Regions from separate parts of the Mus musculus genome. Here region 1 is linked to region 2. A link is a loop called in an ENCODE intact Hi-C map of the cell type or tissue named here. Cell type or tissue: heart. All regions are shown on one strand.

What was found. Hi-C counts contacts between places; a loop is a spot of excess contacts. Peaks named below come from ENCODE experiments on the same cell type or tissue, not always from the same donor. Only the 100,000 strongest peaks of a DNase experiment are listed, where the experiment ranks them.
Region 1: it touches region 2 in a loop (7-fold over the local background); 31 of 42 quality-filtered maps call a loop at or near these places.

Annotation. Positions count from the first base shown.
Region 1 is chr4:62,757,194-62,765,193 of GRCm38, forward strand. No RefSeq gene overlaps it. Among named protein-coding and RNA genes, the nearest start is that of Gm30699, 14 kb to the right of the region's middle. In heart, CTCF peaks have their summits at 4,701 (motif pointing left) and 7,032 (motif pointing left); DNase peaks (open chromatin) are centred at 4,188, 4,648 and 7,028; H3K4me3 peaks cover 87 bases; H3K27ac peaks cover 3,896 bases; H3K27me3 peaks cover 946 bases.
Region 2 is chr4:62,692,806-62,700,805 of GRCm38, forward strand. Rgs3 (regulator of G-protein signaling 3) reads left to right here. Exons shown (of 16, transcript NM_134257.3): 12 at 4,466-4,527; 13 at 7,193-7,294; 14 at 7,549-7,610. Among named protein-coding and RNA genes, the nearest start is that of Gm11210, 26 kb to the right of the region's middle. In heart, CTCF peaks have their summits at 1,318 (motif pointing left), 3,389 (motif pointing left), 4,835 (motif pointing right) and 6,789 (motif pointing left); DNase peaks (open chromatin) are centred at 2,856, 4,336, 4,846, 6,776 and 7 weaker places; H3K4me3 peaks cover 1,645 bases; H3K27ac peaks cover 4,216 bases; H3K27me3 peaks cover 2,904 bases.

The sequences.
Region 1 (8,000 bases), 64 kb after region 2:
TCACCTCATCCACATGACCTGCCTGCCCCAGTCAGTGCTTATGCTGAGAGCACACTTGAATCCAGGTAGGGCCCTGACTCCTTGTCAAGGTCCCTCCACATCTCAAGCTATACCAGGCTGTTCTTCAGCTTCAGGAGTGGAGTGAACCCCCGAACTGCTCCTTCCACCAACCTGGTCCCTGAGGCCAAAGCTCAAGAGTTCTGCCTCCAGAGACTGTGAAGTACTGCCAGCAGGCAGCCCCTCCTCTTTGACTCTGGCCAAGCCACACGGGCTCCTGGTGCCTGTGAACTACACAGTTCTGGGCCATTCTGCTGAAGGCTATCTCTCTTCTCACTGGGAAAGGGAAGGCACCTCTGGCTCAGACTGGAAGTCAGCAACCAAAAATAAGGAAAGCTTCTTTCCAAAACTCGGTGTGTATCTCAGATGACACTTTTGTGTCTCTGGGGCTCAGTTTTGTCATCTTCAGAATGGGTGACGATTCCTGCTCAGCACCTGCGGGCTGGTATAAAATTCAATGGCAGCTCTGAAAGTGAACGCCTTGCGGGTAAGTGCAGGAGACAAAGGTAAAGATAGCTTAGCGACAGCATCTCAGGCAGAAGAGGCCCCAGGAGAACCCAGGCCCCCAGAATCCTATTCACAGGAACTCCTCTCCACACATCAAGCCTCAGGTCAGGTCTCTAGAAGACTCCAGGCAGATGTGCCTATAATCTTAAGGTGCCTGTGTCAAAAACATCACAGACCACAGCGTCCTAAGACAATTTCAGGGAAAGATGAGGTTTTTAGAACAATAGGGCAGTGTGGTGGTGAGTTTTAGAATCACCTGGGAAGGGAGTCTCAGTGAGGGATTGTCTAGATCATGGAATGGCCTGTAAACATGTCTGTGGGGGATTGTCTTTATTGCTGAGGTGGGAAGACCCAGCCCACTGTGGGTGAAACCATCCCCTAGGTGGGGGTGGGGGAATCTTGTACTATCTAAGTGTAGAGCGTGTAGAGAGTGAGCACAGGCATGCGCACACTTATTCCCAGTCTGTTCTTGGATGTGATGTCACTGGCTTCCTTACGTCTTTGCTGACTTTCCCACTGTGATGAACTATAACCTGGAACAGTGAGCCAAGGCAAACCCTTTGCCCCCACATGCTGCTTCTGACAGGATGTCTTACCACAGCAACGAAAATGAGACACAGCCACTCAAAAATCACTTTTAAAACCTACTGCAAGACAGAAGGAAAAACTGTCGTAGGTTTTGAATAAAAACAAACAAACAAACAAAACAAAACAAAACAAAACATGGCTCGGAGACTTCCAGCCAGTGACCAGCTGTATTTTCCTCCATCTCTGTCCCTGGTTCCTTCTTGCTCCAGCACAGGCCGACTTCCTGTTGTCTGTGTTCTCCTGTGTTGTTCAGGGACTGAGGGAAGCAGCGGTGTGGCCCTGTGGTGGACAACCCAACCCAACCAACCAAACTCCCTGTGAAGCCCAGGTCTTCTGCATCAAACCACGCCCTTCTCATTGATCCCACATTACCTATTCACAAAACCGGGTCCAAGCTCACTGTGCTGCCCAGGCATGGCCACTGTCGGTGTCAGTCTCACGGTCCTCACCTTCTCACACAGGCTAGTATTAGAATGTACTTTTCTGAAGAACTTGGAGCCTGTTTGGCCCACACTCTCAGGCAGCAAAGCTTACACTGAATAGAGTTAGGGAGTTTTCAAGTTAGCTCTGAGCAGGCAGCTGCAGATACGGCCCCTGGGAGGCCCCTGGGAGGCCTAGCTGCTTAGTTGCTTGAGTTTTCATCAGTCTCCCAGATAGATTCTGAGACCAGACTTGGGTCTCACAGGCAGTGAGTGATGGATCAGGGATGACAACGCCCTCTTCTACTTGTGGTGACCATCATGATTTGGAAGTCAGTGGGCCACCTAAGATAATCTTCTGGGGACATACCCAACAAAGCCGATCTCTCCCTGTTCTGCCTGGTGAGTTCTAACATTAAGCTTTGTAGCTTGCTATATCCAGGAAGAATCCTGACTGCAAGAACTACAGGGAGGCCAGTGTTGGTGAATAGGCTTTTCACTGTCTTGAAAATAACACCAGGGACTTCTCACTCACTACAAGGGCAATGCACTCTGGGTCTGGGGAGTCTGGACAGTCAGCGTCTTCCCATGCTTCAGCCTGGGCCTTGCTGCTGGAAGGCCAGGCTGACCACCTATGCTGCCTGGCTTCCTTAGGGTTTTATTACTGGGATCAGAAACCAATGACCAAGGCATTGCTGTCCTTATAAGGACAGCATTTAATTGGGGCTGGCTTACAGGTTCAGAGGTTCAGTCCATTATCATCAAGGTGGGAGCATGGCAGCATCCAGGCAGGCATGGTGCAGAAGGAGCTGAGAGTTTTATATCTTCATCTGAAGACTGCTAGCAGAAGACTGTCTTACAGATAGCTAGGAGGAGGAGGGTCTTAAAGCCCATGCCCACAGTGACACCTACTCCAACAAGGCTATACCTTCTAATAGTGCCACTCCCTGGGCTGAGCATATACACACCATCACAATGCTCTTGCTGGAAATGTGGGCTTGATAATGACTTCTATAGGTTGCCTGCCTGGATTCTTCAAGGAATTTGATTCCCTGAGGAACGGAGCTAAGGAGGTACAACAGGAAGGATGCCTGATCAGACCCTACATTGGGAGAAAGTGGGCTGGCACAAGGTCCATGAGGTGGCAGGTGGGGGACATGAACGTGGATCTTCTGTGGAACAACACTGCCAGAAGGATGCTGGTTTTCTTTGCTGCTCAGTCGTGAGGAGTTGAGCAGAATATCCCTGCTCCTGGGATACGTGAGCTTGAGGGTCTGGGCTGAGGATTCAGTCCATCGCGATTGAGAAGACCAGTCATACTGCATCCACATGGGGAGAGAGTGGTGGCTGCAGGAGCTCGGCTTGCTTGCTTCTCTTTATCCAGTCCAGCACCCAAGCCCAAGGAATGCTGCTGCCTACCTGTCACTTAACCTGAGATGATCTGGCACAGTTCTGCTCACAGGCTAACCTAATTTACATACTTCCTCGTGGAGGGTTCTGGGTTCTGGAGGCTTGCCTCCTGGGTGTCTAGATTCTGTCAAGTTGGCAATCAACATTTACTCTATGGTAGAAAAAAAAGTTTTCATCAATCTCCTCCCCACCCCCATCTCCAAGTCTTGGTTATTGTGACACCCTCTCCCTACCCCATGCCTGCCACAGAACTGTGGCCCTCATACCCTGCCCATGCCTTGGCTTACTGCCTCTGCCTGGACTCTTCTCTGTATTGGACAGTGACTAATATCTTTCATCGAATTTTGTTATCCAGAAAACAGATTTGTAGGCTAGGTAACAGCATTTAGGAAGTGTGTTGACTCAGCCAAGTTGGCTTAAACCGTTTTATGCCTCGGCTTCCTTGTCTGTAAAGTAGGAAGAACTGTCCTGGGGATTAAATGTAATGGAGGAAATCTGGGCGGAAAGTAAGTGTTCAATAAACGATGACTGGGCGACTTGTTCCAGGCTTAGTCATTTTGGGACACTCAATGGTACAAGAGCCAAGCCCAACTGAAGCTTCCGAGGTACCCCTGAGGGGGCATGCCATGGCGGCCATCTCCTTCTCCCAGGTCTCCTCTGGTGCATGAATGATCATGCCAAGCAACTACCAAGAACTTGGGCGTGGCATGGCAGCTCACCTTGCTGTGCTGCCAGGTGTGGATCTATAACTTCAGAGGCTCAGTGCTTTATGTCCCCCTCCCCCACAAGGTAGCATGTCGGTTCTACCCAAGCTGTTAACAACCGTGTAGACATCGGGAGCTAGCGTGTTTCCTGTATTCGCATAGGTAAAGCAGAGTTGCCCTGTTCCAGAGAGACAGCCTCCCTGGAGTGTTTGTTTATAAGAGGGTTAGTGCTTTCTAAGTGTCTCTGGCCTGCAGCCAATGGATGCCCTTCCCCGTTCATGAGCCTCAAAGGCTCCTGAAGCGCCATCTCTTTTCCCTAAAGAGAGATTCTTGCCAGCCTCATCTGTTCCAGGAGGCTCTGCCATTGTCTTAGTCCAGACATTAAAATAAAAACATCTTATTGGACCCTATGCTGGGGAAGTTTGGTCCAGCTTTATCATAGCCAACATTCCTCTGCCTCCAGCCCCAGCTGCTGGGACATCTGAAAAGCAGCTTGTTGAAGAAGAAGCCAGGAATGAAGGACAGGGCCTGGCAGGAGCCAGAGAGCTGAGGCTGCAGCCCCTGCATTGCTTCTTGGGTGCTCTTGGGATGAGAAATTAACAGCTCCCCATTCCTCTGCCTCGGGGCTCTTGTATAAGCTGGGCTCTGCTCATGTCCCTCTCTCCACCTGGTGACTCTTGTTCAGCTATGACACCTCAGTCTAAACACAGAATCATCATGTTCAATGCACTTACTGTCGGATGGTTAGGAGCACTGTGAGAAAATTTGACTGGCTTGGTGAAAAAACAACCAAACCAAACCAAACCAAACCAAACCAAACCAAACCAAACCAAACCAAACCACAACAAAACAGTGGATGGCCTGGGTAAATCTGCCCTGTACAGACTCCAACTCCCTGGTTCTGGCAGAGACTGGCTTTAAAGGTGTCCAGCCTGCTGCTTCCAGGAGCTCCAGTTGCCCCCTGTCTTCTGAGTCCTTGGCAGAGTTAAACAGTCCTGACTTGGCCCTGTGCTGCCCTCTAGTGTCCAGTTCTGAAATAACATGTGGTGGAGTTGCCTTCCAATCTGGAAGGATGGTCCCAGTTTTGACAAATAAAGGAGGTTTAAATTTGCTAATTTACCTTGGAGAATAATTAGCAAGTACTATGATTTGGTCGCATTCTGCAAGGTTCTAGAAAGTTCTTAGTAAAGAGAACCCACAGGGCTAGCATTCAGGGTGTTCTGAGGGGAAAAAAGGTTGGCCAGTGAGTGAACAGGTAGATTGTGCACACACACAATTATAGGATGCCAGGGCCACACCAGCCAGTGCTTTGGTGGGTCAGTTATTAACTTGCCTTTCTGTGGTCCTAGATATGTGGCCTGTCTTGGACCCAATGGTAACAATCATGGCTAACAACTCTGTAAGACCTAACTCAGAGGCAGGCACTGTTTCTTATCCTCAAGACAAGGTCAAGACAAACTCGGGGGTGGGGGGTGGGGGATGGGGGGTGGGGGGTGGGGGGTGGGTAGGGGCTCATGCCTCTGACCTCACTCAGCAGCAAGGCCTGTCTTCGGAGGATGGTAAATTTGGACTCCTACAGTTTGTAGGCATGACACCCACAAACCCTCTCTTCTCCCACCCCGGCAGGACGGCTCAAAAGAGCCGTTTGTGCTGGTTTCTTTTCCCGTTGTGGTGAGGGAACCCTGATGAAAGCAACCCCAAGGGGAAAGGGTTATTTCTGGATCACAGCTCGAGGGCAGAGTCAAGGGTGCGGGAGTTTGAAGCCGCTGGGCAAATCCCATCCAGGGTCAGGGACAGAGCAGGAACACCCCCCCCCCCACTCAGCTCCCCTTCTGGGTGTCCTCCATGGCCCCACTCAGGGAATGGCACCCTACACAGCAGGTGGGTTGTCCCAGGTCAGCAGAACACAGAGAGGCCTTCTCCAGGCGATTCTAGATTCTACCAAGTTGAAAGCCACAACTCACCCGACCTATCATTCCGGCCGGTGTCCTCTTTCTAAACTATCCAAGAGGCTTGGGTTAGGGAGAACGAGGGGGAAGACATTGTGGAAGGCCCTGCCCTCAGAAACCCTGAAGGGCTCCCTGTGGCAACATCAACCTTGAAGAGACTGTGAGGCAGTGGGCCGTGTGGGGAGGGAAGTTTTCAGAGGAGGTAAGGATGGAGTGGGCACAGAAGGTTGAGCAGGACTCAGGTGCCTTGGTGGCTCTCTGACTCTGAATCTCCCAGCCGTGCCCCTCCCCCCACTCTCTTCACTCCTTGATTCTCGACTTGACAGTCATAGCACAGCCGGCAAGGGTGCCTCTGCCTCCACTCACCTTCCTCCTACTCCTGCTCAAGGGTCACCAGAAGTCCCCTATCACTGTACAAAACAGACAGCAAACTCAGTCCTCTGCGCACCCAGCTTCTCCCTTGCCCATGCCCTTGTGTGTGTGGCTCGGTACATGTTGGTCGGGACTCAGCACTCAAGATCAAGGTCTTAAGAGCATGGCAGGGGCTGGCTGAGCAGCTACTAGACCGGATCCTACCCATTCTTGAGTGGCAGCTCCTGAGACAGATCTCAAGAAGGCAGAGAGGCAGGGCAGAGTTGACACATACCTGTATATTTAATTATAGGAACCCATGTGCACATACACCTATAAACACGTGCACGGACACACAGACACTCATATGCATAATACCCTTGTGAGTACACACCTAAAGACATGCATGAAGTGCACCCAAGCAAATGATACACAGCCATCCATCTGTGACTCCCCACCACGTGCATATACGTATGCTTACTTTTGAGGCATGCGTATTTCATACAGTATAACCTGACATCAAGCTTGCTATAGACTCAAGGATAACCATGAGCTTCTGGTTCTCCTGCTTTCACCTCCTGGGGGCTCAGATTAAGGTATACACCACTACACTTGGTTTGTGGAGCTCTGAGGGTGGAACCCAGGGCCTCGCGTATGCTAGGCAAGCACACTACAAACTGAACTATAGTTTAAGCCTGCGTATATGTGTACCTCTTAATTTTTAAATTTTTTGGTTTTTTGAGACAGGGTCTCTCTGTGTAGCCCTGGCTGTCCTGGAACTTACTTTGTAGACCAGGCTGGCCTCAAACTCAGAAATCTGCCTGCCTCTGCTGGGATTAAAGGCATGCACCACTATGCCCTGCATATGTGTACTTCTAATGCCTGACTCCCAAACCCTCCACTTGCTGGGTGATGACCTAATTGCTCAGGGCCTGGTGCAGAGCTTGTCTGGGCTGTGGCTGTGGATAGCCAGGCCTTCCCAGAATGCCTATGAAGGTAGGTCTGTATAGGGGACGCCACTGGGCCTCTGCTGACACCTTGTGGAGATGCTCCAGAAGGCACTCGTCTGCAACAGAGTAGATGGCAGGCTCTCAGTTTCTGTCATGGGGCTACTGGGAACATTTAGCGTTCCTGAAGCTACACAGTCCCGGGACAGGTCGCATTGGGGTTTTGTCAAATGCCATGGGTGTTCACTGGGCCTGGAGCAAGGTCCATATTTCTACCACCTACAAACCCTTACCTTCCTTATCAACCACACCAGGCCCCTGCTTTATTCTCTGTTGCCCAGTGAGCTGACTACTCATCTGGGTGTCTGGAAATTCCCGGCCTCTGGTCTAGATGTGTGCTCTGAGAATGTAGAGATGGGTACAGGTGTGTGTGGGGGGCTAAAAAAGGGAGGCAGAGCAAAGGGGACTCCTTGTCCCAGGAAACCCTTCCAGCTGAGAACCTTGTATTCTGGGGAGGAAACATTTGGAGGATTAAGTGACACCAGGGAACATAGGGCTCAGTGCACAGGTGGAGATGGTGCCTTAGGTCTTGTGTGTGTGGTAACAACTGAGGATACTGCCAACTCAATGGTCTAGCCAGGCCTGAGGGGTACGGCCTTCTAGGAGGGAGGAAGAGAAAAATGTGAGGCACTACTCAGGCTTATTTTCCATAATGTGTAAGACTGTGAAAGGCAGCCTGATTCCTGGTTGAGCTAAAGTTAGAAACCCTGGTAACCCTGTGGGTAGGCAGGTGTTTTGCCTGCTTCCCGGACACTAGGCTGCAGCTCTCCATAGATTTGTGTCTTTCAGTTACCTAAGGGCAACGCTCCGAGCCCCACCACAGGTAGAGGATGTGACCTGTGGTCATGTAGCCTCAAGACAGATCTCCATTTTAATGATGTACCTAAAGGCCTGGAGGCTTAGCCAATAAGCTTTCCTTCCCAGACACTCCTCCCTGCAAAAGGTATTTAACCTCAGGCCCACTCTGAGAAGGGGGTATGGTTTTACACATCCACTTTCCACCATGAC
Region 2 (8,000 bases):
AGATGCCCCACCCGGGAGCCTAGCAGGTCTGTACCAGGTCCCTCCTGCCTCAGCTTTGTGTTTGTCCACCGTCCGGTCCCCACTGTCACTTCTTCCTTGACACTTCATTTCTCAGGCTTGAGTAACTGAGCTACCAGGGCCCCCAAAGGCTGTTCCTAGTATGTGTGGGCCACTCTAGATCACATGGCTTCCACTCTCCAGCCTCTGAGTAGGTCATCATCCTTCCCACTTCCAGCCTCCAGCTTCAGTCAGAAACCCATCCAGGGCAAGGCCAGACTCAACAAGCCCCTGATTTACTATCACCCCTCACTAGCGGAGGGCCTCGGGTTAGCCCTTCCCTTCTCCAAGCCTGTGTCCTCTCTGGTGTGGTTATGGTAACTACTCTAGTTTCAGAGCATGCTGGAAGGCTCAAGTAGGTTGATGCAGGGGCTTAAGACAAGATCTGCCACTCAGTTCCCACTGGGTTCTCCACGAATGGTTATCATGCTGCTGAGATGGTAGAAGTGGAGGCGGACACTGTTCTGACCTTCCTCACCCCACAGCATTGCCAATTCATTTTCTGAGGTAGGATGTCAGAACCCATTGTGTAACTGACCTTGAACTCCTGACCATTCCCCTGCCTCAGCCTTTCAAGTGCAACAGGCTGAAGCTACCACTCTGGACGCCCGCCCTTCACCCCTAATCCCATGCTAAAAGGAGGCTGACAGAGGGAGAGGCCCCTGTGTTCTCCTCACTACTCTCGTACCCTCTCGGTTTGGGCCTGGCTCCTGAGGTGACGAAGAGAGGGTGAAGACATCAGCTATAGAGACAGGTAGACCCATTCCAGGCCCAGCTCTGCCTCCTCCCCGACCTTGGTCAAGTCGCTTCTTGGAGCGCCAGTTTCCCCTTTGTCAAATAGGACTGGGAAGTCATTCCATATAGAGAGCTCTAGATCAGAGAGCTTAAAAGCCCGGAGCATAGCACAGTGATCTTGTAATGATGTGAGAGCCAGGAAGGCCAGACAGAGCTGCTGTGCTGCTGTGTGGCCAAGCCGTGTGGCTCTCTGAGCACAGGCTACCTGCGACAGGGTGGTAGTCACATTGTGCTCTCTGCCCCATGCTGACACCCTGCCCTTGTGCCCTGTGCAGAGTCCACTGTGAGTCATGTCTTAGAACCATGCACACCGTATAAACTGCCTGCTTGGACTTGGTGCCTTCACAGGTGTTCAAGGAGGTCCAGGGAGTTGGGGAACCATGAGGCTCTCCGGTGGATCATTCCCTGGGCCCGGCCCCTGTGTGGAGCTAACTCGGCTCATGGCGCCCCCTGCTGCCAGATCCCTGGAGACCCCGCTCAGTGGACGCTCTCTAGAGGAGCCTCACTGTGTGGGAGCCTAAGACTTACACACTTCAGCCTTGTCTGGCCGTTCCTTGACATCGAGGAAACACAAGTGATGGCTCTCTCCTGGCTGTGTTTCCTTCCTGACCCACTGTAGGGTTGTCATGGTTGTCCTGACCAAGGGTCACAAAAGGTCAGATAAAAGGACTCTAAAATACCCCTGGCCTCCAGGGTAGGATAACACTTTCTAGGCTTCTATTTTATTCTAAAGAGAATCCTAAAGATATTTCCTACATTCAAATTCCCTATGCCTAAATAAATTTAGTGCACAGACCACTGTTGCCACATGGTCACACAGGACCCAGTTTGACAGCCACACATGGCCAGATGACCCAGGAGTCAGACCAGGACCAAGAAGGGAAGCAAGCTGGGGTTCTGCTTGTAGGGGAGCCCTCAAACCCCATTGGCCTTTGATGCCAGACACCAAATTCACTGCATCTTACCAGTTCAAAGAGTCCGGGCAAGTTACACTGCTCCGGGCCTCAGTTTCCCCAGCTGCAAGCCGGGAAAAAAATAGTAGCAAATGGTGCTTGGGAATGTGAGGTTTAGGTAGGATCATCCATGACTACAGACTGTAGCGCAGGGCCTGGGTGCGTGGTCCTCGCAGTGGCTGATGGACAGCAGGGCCTGGTGTGTGGTCCTCGCAATGGCTGATGGATGTTGATAACCACCCCTTATCCCCATCCCTATGCGTCTGTTGGCTCACAGCAGCCCTGTGAGGTAGGGGTCCAGTTTGAGCCCTCGTTTTGCCAATGAAGGGAGCAGACGTGGCAAGCAGATGGAACACAGCTAAGGTCAATTAGCTAATATGGGATTGAGCTAGGATTCAAATCCAGGCTGTTTAGAAGCCACACTCTTAATCACGACTGTAATTATAGGGGTAATGACAATAAGAATTATAGTTATTATTCCGGGAGACTGAGAGCTCTCAGTCCCAGAGGTGGCAGGGTGAGGCCAGGCAGGCCCCAGGGATCCCTGCCAGAGTTCAGGGAGGGCCAGTGACTCCGGGCTCACTTCAGCTTGCAGCAGGGCAGGGTCATGGAGGAGGGGTAGGGACAGGTAGAAGAAGCTGCCCCTTTGCCAGCTGGGCCCTGGGCAGCCTTGTCGCAGCTGAAGGAGGATGATCTTGGGGGTCATGCTAACACCTCCAAAGACCCAAGGCTGCAGCCAATGTGGATACTGAGGAGGCACTAGGGTCCAGGAAGCCCTGTCTGGCTTAGTTTTTGGTCTTTCTTCCTGGTTGTAGGCCCCTGTCCCCTTTTAGTGCCAAGGTTTCTTAGGTGCCTGAAAGCCAAAACCCGGGGTCAGAGCTTCCCACTAGGACTACTGAAGATGACCCCACCCCACCCCACCCCCAGTAGTGGAAGGAAGAGCCCATTTCCCAGCTGGGTAGAGACTGGGGGTGGTGGCTGGCGGGAGTGGTCCCCAGGCCCATTGTGTGGGGCTGATAAAGTGCGGAAGCCGAGGTTAGAATGGGAGGAAACCCAGCTCTGTGGGTCCTTTCCCACGGGTGGGGGCTCCGAGCACTGCTGAGGTAGGCTAGCACAACTGCAGAGCCTGTGTCTCTGTGAGTCAGGTACAGCAGGGTCGGCCAAGTGTTGAGGGCATTTTGGGTGCCAAGATGTCCATGACTGGGACCCACATTTCATCCTGGTCAATCTTCTGCCCGTTTGGGCTGCTAACCCACCCTAGGCATCTGCTGAAACAAACAAACAAAAAATAACGTCTTCCAAGTTGGTAGAAGCAGCACATATGCTGGGACTGGCTCCAGACATGGTGTGTGTTCCTGGGTGCATGTATGCGCGCGCGCGCACGCGCGCGCACACACACACACACACACACACACACACACACACACACACACACACACACACACACACACATGTTTCCACGCTCTGGTGTGGCAACTGATTCAGGAAGGAGGCAGTTTTTTTTGCTGAGTCTTTCCTTGGAAACAGTCACCTTGTGCCATTTTGGCACTTGAGTGCTCCGCCCTCTGGTGGACAGTTTTTAATTTACATAGGCGGATTCTGTCTTAAGTGGTTCAGGTCCTTTGGGCAAGTGGCAATGAGCCTCTATTTACTACTTATGGACTTTCTAGGAGGATTAATGAGACAGAAGCTAGATGAAGGGTGTGAGGCTGCGAGGAGATGGAGGCTACAAGAGATAGGGTCTCTCATGCAGGAGGAACAATTTGGCAAAGTCAGGGAGCTGGGGCTATAGACTCTGCAGGCTGGGGTGGGTCACAGGAATGAAACTGGAGGTTCTGGATCCAGCAGCGAGGACTCCTAAATGCAGTGTCTCAGGCTGCATCTTCTTGGATGCATTTATCTGGCAAATGTGTGCTCCTACCACACTGACCATATGAAGGTGACCAGTCCGAGGCTTCCAATGGAAACTCAGAGCCAAGCAGAAGAGGGTTCAGACAAACCATTTTGGGTGTGGTGGGGACCTTAAAAGAGATAAAGAGGGCATGAAAGGATTCCTGGGGACAGAGGCATCGGTGCTGCTTGGCTACGGTGCCTTAAGCTATGCCTTAAGAAGGAGAGTCACTAAGGACAGCAGCAAACACTCTGCTGGGCTGGGGCAGAGGAGGGAGCTTCTAGAATAGGTGCTGGCCTGGCAATTTACTGATGATGTGGCAACTGGTCGTACCAAGCCCCATGATAGATTCTCTGCCATGTGGTGTTTTGGATGTTATCCCAAGAGTACTAGGGAGCCCTGGAGTGCTTTAAGGCAATGGGGATGCTCTCAGTCTCCTTACACCCTGAGTCCTGAGATAGCCATCAGGATCTTGGTTGTGGAAACTGAGATGTGAAGAATCATAAAGAGGCAGTGACCAGCCAAATCACAGAGCAGAAGTCTGTCTAGACCCCTGCTCACTTGCCAGCCATGGCGCCTGACGGGATCCTCTGTTCCCAGTGTCAAATGTCCCTCTGATTCTCCCCACAAACCAGGAAGAAGCCGACTGCTTGATCTGGGAGCTCTGCCAGAGATGGCGCACTGGGGATCACTGGGCTGCTTGCAGGCTGCTGCTGGAGCCTTGTGTCCTGGGTACCCAGACAACATTGTATCTCTGTTTTCTCTGCAGATGAGTGGGACTGACCTCACAGAATGTGATGAAGCTTCCCGGAAGAGAAAGAGCAAAAACATGTAGGTTGGGACGATCCTGATTGTCTCCTGACATTCCTTCTCTTCTACCCCAGACTTGGGAGAAGTAGGGTTGCACTCCAGCCCCACCCACACCCCCAGACAGATACTAAGGAGCAGTGAGCTATTGAAGACTCAGGATAAATCATTAGGATCTTGAAAGTTTATTTTCTCAGAGCTAGGCAGGAACTAAGTATCCCTGGCCCAGCCTAGCCTCTGAGCCAAGCAGTGATTTATAAAAGTCCTTGGCATACAAAGAGCTGAACTGACAAGTCTCTGGACTTCCTGAAAGTGAACAGTCTCAGGCATGGCCAGAAGGGGGCACTGCTGGCCTAGCTACACTATGCCATGCTCTCTGCAAGTTTTTCTGGCCAGCCCAGCCCAGCCCAGGCTCCCTACCCTTGTGAAGGTTTATTTCTGGTGCCAGTTAATGAGGTCTCTGGCTTGTGAGGGACAGGCGATGCTCTCGTTAGGTTTCCTCAAACTTTCAGTCTTGAGGCTCCTGAGGAGCAGATTCACAGAGAGAAGTCTGTGGGGGCATGGCTCATAGTAGGAACACAATCCCCCAGAGGGAAGGAACCTCTGCCTCCAGGTTCAGTAACAGATAAGAAAGAATTAGAGCTGGGGGAAGCGGAGAGGCGTCTTCCCTGGGCGTGATGCCTTTAGTGACCCTCTTTCCTAGCTCAGACCTGGGCGGGAGCCCACTGGTCTAGGAAACCATTTTCTCCAGCTTTTCTGCCCTCTTCTGTTTTATCCCCAACAGCGGGCTTCTCTCAGACTGTAGCCCGAGGCAGTGAAATGTACAAGCAGCCATCCTCTGCTGGGACACTCCCCCATTTAGCTGCAGTTTGGGTGGATGGGGACTGGAAGGAGGTATCCATACAATGTCAGAGCTGCTGCCGGTGGCACCTGGGAGAGCAGTAGGTGGTGGTGAAGGGTGGGTGTCCGGAGTTCTGGAACTGCCTCAGATCCACACTCTGTAGTTGCCTTTAAAAGTGGGCATCATCTTTTGAACGTCTGGAGTTCACATTCTTCAAAGCTTAGACAGTTCTCTTAGCATCTGATTGGGACACAACAGCCAGTGTTCATTGTGCTGGGTTCTATAGGTGTTGCATAGGTGATCATACTTTGCATGCCCTTTTTGTGTGCCACATCCTCGTTTTACAAAAGGAAACAGACTTAGGAAGAAGTGAGTTAACTTGTCCAGACTCTGTTTCAAAGGAATGGGAGCCAGGATGGGAGGCTAGTCTGCTTTGGGGCTGCTATCCTGACCCAGAGAGCCACTGGTCTCTGGACTCCTTGACTTAGAACCTACTGCAGCCGTGGTGGAGTGGGGGTGTCTCTGGGCAGCTGTTCCTGAACCCCAGAACAGGTGTGACAGCAGCTTCTTAGGTCCCAACACCTTTGTGCCTGGCACTGTATGCCTGCCACACCCTAGTATCCTGAACACCCCAGCAGGTAACAGGAGTATCATCCTTGTTAGACAAGCAAGAAACTTGACTTCCAGATTGGTTAAGGGGCTGAACTCAGCAGACGAGGGGAGCTTGGGTTTGACTCGGTCTCCAGAGCTGAGCTGCCAGCTGCTACCAGGTATAGTGCCACCCGTGATCTCAGAGGCGCATTTAGGCTTGGATAGCTTCAGAAGGAGAAATGCCACAAACTATCTAGAAAGTTTAAGTTTCCTTGGCTTTGTGAGAATTGCAGAGACCAAAAATGAAAAAAAAAAAGAATATTCAATCACAAAACTAAATATGTAGAAATTAAGTAAACCATCCAATGACCCCCCCCCCCACACACACACACAAGTTTATAGCATTTACACGTTAGGTTATTCAAGCTTAGAACTACTAAAACTTTTGGGGCCTCTTGTATAATAATGGGCTGCCCAGTCTGATAGCAGTGAGCTTACAGGAGCTGGCAGGGGATCACAGACTAGGGGTGTGAAATAGAACAAGGGGTCTTTAACCCTTTTTTCACCAGTAGCTTCCTGAAGGCTAAAATCTGCCTCTGGGAGGAGCAGCCTGGCTAAAAATGGTTTTTGGCTAAAAATAGCTAGTCCTGCCACCCTGGTGGGCAGAGCCTCCTTCTCTCCCTCCTTCCTGCCCAGCAATTTGCTGACTTGCCTCCCTTGTTGCCATGGTAACAAGGGAGGTGGGTCACAAATAACTGGGTCTGGCTTTCTGCCGGGGGCTGGCCCCAGGGGCTGTCCTTTGCAAACACATGCCCCTTTCACGCTGCCTCTCAGGGTTGGCCAGCAGGGCTGTTTTTCTCTGCTGCCCCCCTCTGGTCCCTCCCATTTCCTGGCTCCGCCTGTCTGAGTCCCAGCCGGGCTTGAGCCTGAAGTCCAGTCATCCGGCCAGGATTCCAGAGACAGAGTGCACGCAGCTCCAGCTCTCTGCGGTGCACATTTACCTCGAAAGCCTAGGAACTCGGTGGGAGGCAGGAGCCTGAGGCCGCTCAGTTCACACCATCCTGAGTCTCAAGGTGGGGGGACTCTTCAGAGATGCTCCGAGGCATGTACCTCACACGCAATGGGAACCTACAGAGGCGGCACACCATGAAGGAGTAGGTGCCCCTCGTTCCAGCCCATTGGCTCCTCCTGCATCCCAAGTCTGCAGGGGTTGTGTGGACCAAGCTGATCAACCCTGTTCTCTGCTTCTGCCCCCAGAGCCAAGGACATGAAGAATAAGCTGGCCATCTTCAGGCGGCGGAACGAATCTCCCGGGGCTCAGCCAGCCAGCAAGACAGACAAGACAACCAAGTCCTTCAAGTAGGTACCCTGTGCATCCTGGGACTTTGGTGAATGCTGACTTTTGAAGAGTAGGACCGGGCAGTGGGGTTGGGGAAGGGGCTTTGTCTCCTGGATCCCGCAAGAAGGGACAGAAAGTGTTTGGGGGAACCTGGTGTCCAGCAAGCAGCTCCTTCCAGAAGCTGTCGTTCTGGGGAGAAGGCCAGGCAGCAGTGGTGGGAGCTGAAGGGAGAGTTAGCCGCCCTGTCCTTATGCGTTCCTGCCCTCACCTTCAGGCCTACCTCGGAGGAAGCCCTCAAGTGGAGCGAGTCCCTGGAAAAGTTGCTGCTTCATAAATGTGAGTAGGGTCAGCCACGCTGTCTCTGCCTTCTCACCACCCCACCCCTCTTCCCAGAACTCAGCCTAAAGAATTTCCACCAGAAGTACCTTGACTGTCTCCTCGTCCTAGAGAGTTGTGGGACGAGGGCACACGGCAGGGCACATGAAGGCCCTTAGTTTAGCCTCTGGGTTGGCTCCTGCCAGCCCCTCCCTGCCTGTGGGAGCTGGCCCTGCCTACCAAAGGCCGTTGGGACCTGTGTGCTCAGACCATATTCTCAGAACAAGGGCAAACATTTCTGTGTACTGAGGGCTCACCCTGGGCCAAGTAAGTGTGCTTGCCTCCTCTGGGGTAAGGTCCCCTTGGATCCTCACAGGGCTCCAGGGGATGGGATTGATAATCTTTATTTTA